Regions from separate parts of the Homo sapiens genome. Here region 1 is linked to region 2. Evidence: read pairs that join two places in POLR2A ChIA-PET (ENCODE). Cell type or tissue: GM12878. All regions are shown on one strand. Each heading gives the region's core, and the rest is flanking DNA. Links, peaks and the distances in the headings are about the cores only. Region 1 overlaps TMCC1 (transmembrane and coiled-coil domain family 1). Region 2 overlaps TMCC1 (transmembrane and coiled-coil domain family 1).

The links. Peaks named below come from ENCODE experiments on the same cell type or tissue, not always from the same donor. Only the 100,000 strongest peaks of a DNase experiment are listed, where the experiment ranks them.
Region 1: POLR2A ChIA-PET joins it to region 2 with 5 read pairs; 10 of 35 experiments call an interaction of 5 or more read pairs at or near these places.

Annotation. Positions count from the first base shown.
Region 1 is chr3:129,793,612-129,796,533 of GRCh38, reverse strand. The region is part of intron 4 of TMCC1 (transmembrane and coiled-coil domain family 1); the gene reads left to right. Among named protein-coding and RNA genes, the nearest start is that of TMCC1, 99 kb to the left of the region's middle. RefSeq lists an enhancer at 1,032-2,231. In GM12878, for the core only: no CTCF peak of the experiment used is centred there; a DNase peak (open chromatin) is centred at 1,753.
Region 2 is chr3:129,671,717-129,674,638 of GRCh38, reverse strand. The region is part of intron 4 of TMCC1 (transmembrane and coiled-coil domain family 1); the gene reads left to right. Among named protein-coding and RNA genes, the nearest start is that of PLXND1, 67 kb to the right of the region's middle. In GM12878, for the core only: no CTCF peak of the experiment used is centred there; no DNase peak of the experiment used is centred there.

The sequences.
Region 1 (2,922 bases), core at 254-2,753, 120 kb before region 2:
TGAGGTTTTAGAGCGAGAAATTACTACTTATTTGAAGAGTTGGGATACTACAGTAGTCTTCCCTTATCCACAGGAGATATGTTCCATGACCCCCAGTGGATGCCTGAAACTGAAGATAGTACTGAACCCTATATATACAGTCACGTGTCATTTAACACTGGGATAACTTCTGAGAAATGCATTGTTAGGTGATTTCATCATTGTGAGAACATCGTAGAGTGTCCTTACATAAACCTAGATAGCATAACCTACTACACACCTCGGCTATATGGTATAGCCTGTTGCTCCTAGGCTACAAACCTATATAGCATGTTACTGTACTAAATACTGTAGGCAGTTTTAATACAGTGGTATGTATTAGTGTATCTAAACATAGCTAAACATAGAAAAGGTACAATAAAAATACAGTATTATAATCTTATGGGACCACTGTCATATATGTGGCTAGTTGTTAACTGAAATGTCATGTGGGTTACGACTGTACTGTGTTTTTTCCTATACACATATCTGTGATAAAGTTTAATTCAGAAATTAGGCATAGTAAGATGTTAACAGTAACAATAAAATAGAACAATTATAACAGTAGGCCAGCACCACTCCTCTTGTGCTTTGTGACCATTATTAAGTAAAATAAGGGTTATTTGAATACAACATTACCATACTGCAACAGTCGATCTGATGACCAAATCGCTTACTCAGTGACTAGCGGGTGGGAGCCAGGGCTGGATAGGCTGGACAAAGGGATGATTCACATCCCAGGTAGGATGGCATGAGGTTTTATCATGCTACTCAGAACGGCATGCAGTTTACAACTTCTGAATGGTTTGTTTCTGGAATTTTCCATTTAAATATTTTTGGATTGCAGTTGACTGTGGGAACAAACTGTAGGTAAGGGAGGACTATTGTAATACAAATTTTATAAGGTTGTTTTGATAAATCAATAGGATAATAAATGTGAACTGCCTAACATAGTGACTGCACATAGTAGGTTCATTCCAACAAAGGCTTTAAATGTAGCATATGACATAACTTTGCTCACAGGAAATTGAGAGACACTGGAACAGGGAAAAAAAATATACGAATGAGTTCTGCCCTAAACAGTACTAAATTCATTCAGAAGTAATGAACAATTCCAAGAGGAGCACATAGACTGGAAAGTTTCATTAAATGAAACGTTATCCTCACAGTGGTTGTCTGGAAGCAGACCCAAACAGAGGAAGAGTGGCAAAGATAGGAATATTTTTATCTTTGGAACTGCTCTTACAGTTATTTTTCATACCTCTTTACCTGCATTGATTCACTCTGAGCTGTTCCTTTTGTTTTGTGTGTAGATTTTAAAAAATTACTTCATTCCAACAAGAGAGGGCAATTACCTCAGGAGGCCACTTTAATGTGTTTAACTTTGGCACAAGTTGAAGTCACCGTCGGAGTATGCCTCTCTGCACCTGACATTCCTTCCTGAGGCAGGACCCCTCCCTGTGAATAAGAGGAAAGGCTTGGCCAATTATGCTAGACAAAGCCGCACAGCTGCCGAGCCCAGCTGGGAGGAGTTTCCTTCTTGAGCAGGGAGCTGGTACAGCCAGGGGCTTGCTTTTCACCACCTCCTTTTTTTTCACACTGCCTCACCTTAAAGGATTACCTAAGGTGGAGGTAGAGAAGGGTGCGTTGCTGTCTGCAGTGGACACTCTCTGCTGCTGGGACGGCTGAAGAGGGGAGGAATTGGTGCAGTTGCCTGTCTCCTACTTGGAGCAGATGCTGTCTGACCCCAGCACACCACTCCTCCTCCCACAGAGACCGGAACATCAGGTCTGTCCTCTGGAGTTTCAGGTAGCACCACAGCGGCATCCTCGCCTACTGGTCTGGTGGAAAGGGAAGGGGTGGTCCTTGTGTTTGGACCCCTCACAGCTGACTCACAGGAAGTGCTAGAAGAGCTTGGCACTGGGCACAGCGGCTTCAGGATTACTGCCCCACCCACCCTGCCCTCTCCCACGTAGGTTTTCCAGTATCTCTTGATAGAACAATGAAGGCTTTCCAAGTTTGCTAAGACTCCCAGGGAAATTCTTTGCACTTCTCTGGCAGTCTTCAAAATGTTCTGCCACCGACTTTCCCAAGAAGCTGTTATTTAAAAAACCCTTCGTGGATTGCTTTGTCTGAAGATCCTCTGGGTGATCATGGTTCAGCGCTTTAGCCTCAGGAGGCAGCTATCCAAGGTGGGTTGGTAGTTTTCTATGTTTGTGGAGGGGAAACTCTCACTTGCTTCAGCATGGTTCCTTTTTCTCTGGAACTGTTCTGTCAAGCCTGCCGTCCTCCAGCGCTAAGGAGGGGCTGAGGGAGGAAGCACTGCCTTTTGTTCTTTTATCTGACAGGCACAAAGCTTGAAGGCTGACTGCACTGGCAGCCCCAGATTGTGTTCCCCTAAAACTGCAGCTGTCATCTGAATTTGGGCAAAGTTGTAGTTTGCTCCTGAGATAGAATTTCCAGAAGGGTGTGTGTGAAAGAGATAATTGTGGGTTGAAAGTGTATATTTAATAAGCAATTAATCTGTCAGCTTGTGGACCAAGAGGAGAAAGCCTTCTTCTCTGTGGAATCAGTGCTTTCATACATTTCACTATTAAACTGAGAAAAACTACCACAAAATAGTTTAATGAGCAAGACTGGCATTAAAATGTTAAAATGAGTGGTTGTGTTGAGAAACTTGAATACTTAATGAAGTATATGAAAAGCAGTTACAGAGAGGCTCACAAAGCAGTTTTTACAGAGTTCTGATGAAAAGCAGGTTCCATGTGTGCAGCTTTTGGGGAAAAGTTTTTTTAACCTGAGAAAATCATACTTAAAATAGTAAAAAGGTGAAGCACGCATTTAAGAGGGGATGGTGATTTATGAAATCCACTCTGCCTGTAGCCAGCCCTCCTTGACCCAGTC
Region 2 (2,922 bases), core at 242-2,741:
CTGTAGTCCAATGTAACTTTCTCTTTCTTTCCTCCTTTACTCTCCCTCTGCACCCCACTCTTCTTCTTCCTCTCCTCTGGTTTTTTCCTCTCTCCTTCCCTTTCTTTCACTCCATCATTCTCCTCTCTTCCCCTCCCCTTATTTCCCATTTTCTCCCTCCTTTAAAAAAATTGTTTCTGCTAGAATTGGGAGGAGTTCCAGTAGTCCAGTGATTCATGGTTTCAGGTGTTAAACTACCTTACTGCTGAAGCTATGGGTTAGTTTTTTTAGAGGCTGAAGACGTTGGGTTCTATCAGCTATACTCTTGCAGGCATGTTGATGATTCTGAGTAGGAGCCAGGACACACTATGGCTCCAAACAGCCCAAGTAGGACGGAAGTCAGATTAAAGACAGCCTAGTTTATTTCTTCAGTTACTACATAAGGAAATAAAATCACATCTAAAATGTGATCACTTGTAAATATGGGGATACATTCTGAGGAATGCATTTAGGGAGTTTTGTCAAAGTGCAAACATCGCTGAGTGTGCTTACACAAACCTAGATGGTATAACGCCTGGGCTATGTGGTATAGCCTATTGTTTCTAGGCTACAAACCTGTACAGCAGGTTACTGTACTGAATACTGTAGGCAGTGTACCACAGTAGTGTTTGCATATCTAAACATAGCTAAACAGAAAAGGTACAGTAAAAATCTGGTATTATAGTCTTATGGAACCACTGTTGTATATGCAGTCCATCATTGACCGAAATGTCATTATGCAGCATATGACTGTATGTTGAAAGTTTAGTGTAGAGATTTTTTTTTTTTTTCATTTTAGAGATATAATCAAATACAATCATGGCTCACTGCAACCTCTGCTTCCCAGGTTCAAGCTATCCTCCCACCTCAGCCTCCTGAGCAGCTGGGACTCCAGGCATGTGCCACCATGCCCAGCTAATTTTTAATTTTTCTGTAGAGATGGGGTTTCCCCATGTTGCCCAGGCTGTTCCCAAACTCCTGGGCTCAAGCGATCCTCCCGCCTTGGCCTCCCAAAGTGCTGAGATTACAGGTGTGAGCCACTGTGCCTGGCCATAGCTACACTTCTTTAGTCTACAGATTGCATGTAAATATTCATATTAATATCAGAGAACCTAAGAGAGAGATAACTAGAGCATGCAGAAGCTTAGAGTCTTGGATCTAGTGACATTCTTATATTTGCTTTCCTTTATATTGTGGTATATTTTGAGCTTAATTATTAAACATAAATACTCATCAAGGTCAAGGATCTGAAATCTCATTCAGAAAGAAAATGCAACAATTGGAACCCTGTGCAACCTAGAAGACATTGGGCACTGAATAAAGTGGATTTCCAGGAGCTCTTGTTGCAACTCTTGGCACCTTGCTTATCTGGAACTCTGGCTGCTCCTCCCTTGTGCTGCGTCTGTCCATTCCACTGCTTGTTAGCATGCACCAAAAGATGAATTGGGCAGAAGGAGGAAGTGACACAAAACAGTTATTGTGCTAGTAACTATTCCAGATATTCTCTTTTATTCACTAGTGGTGCATAACGTTATTTTGTCATTAATTTCAGTATTAAATTCTCTTTTGATTTTATTTAAATGCACAGTATTTCTCATTTGTTCATCTAGAAAGAAGGTAGTGTTTTTATTCACATCAATGGTAATATATTGAATTCAATAATGAACTAAATGTGTTTTATGGCTCAGAGATCAGCATAGCTCCTGCTCAGATGGCAAACTGAGGTAATACATCCCAGATGAAAAAAAGAAGATGTTATCCCTAGGTTAATTATTGGCGTTTCATAAATATTTCAAACTTGGTGCATTATTGTCATGAAAATATGAGGAAGAAGGTGATCTTGTATATAGTTCTTTCTAGCAAATTGTTACCTGGTACAGATTAAGATGGGAACCAAGAAAAGGATTGTAATTTGGCACTTATACTGGGGATTTTTATTACCCTAAGAAGGTTATTTTATTACTCATTACTCATTACTCTGTTACTGCTTAACAGAGAGCAGGTTTGTTTTTTTATTTTTAGAGACAGGGTCTCGCTCTGTCACTCAGACTGGAGTGCAGTGGTGCAGTCATAGCTCACTGCAGCCTGGAACTACTGGGCTCAAGTGATCCTCCCACCTCAGCTTCCCTACTAGCTGGAACTATGGGTGTGTGCCACCATAACTGTGTAATTTAAAAAAAAAATGTGTAGAGAGGGGGTCTCACTATGTTGCCCAGGGTGGTCTTAAACTCTTGGCCTCAAGTGATCCTTCTCCTTTGACCTCCCAAAGCACTGGGAATATAGACGTGAGCCACTGTGCCTGGCCAAGAACAGTTTCTAGAGCCTTCTTCTTTGGGACCTATTCAAATTCACCACCACAAGCCACACCCAGGGATGACCTACTGAAGGATTTTTTTGTCCTGAATTTGGGAAACTTGACCTCCCCAAATTTAGCTAACTATGTTGAAGAGTGAACATTTATGCTTTTAAATCTGAGTATCTTGTCTTTTTCTTCAACTCCTTTGAATGGTTCTCACCCACATGAAAGGATTAAGTATACGTGCTTTGGAGTCCCTTGCCTAACAAAAACCTTTTACTGGATAAAGGTCACAAAATATGGGCTCCGAAAGACCTGATCCTTGTCCCTGACTTGTTAACTTAGCTCTTACTGTTCCTGTCCCTGAGTTTTCAAGTTTTCTTGCTCAAGGTTATCACCTTTGATTTGGTAACATTCATCTTTGCCACTTTCAGCAGTTACTTTCCCATCTTGCCTCCAACCATCTCCAGCTGCCACTTAAATATCCTTAGAATATATAGAATGATCCATCACCCTTGACATGATTTGGATAAAAATCATTATGATAAAAATTGCATTTTTATATCTAGCCAGTAACATACCTATTCTTGCCGACACATTTAGGTGAC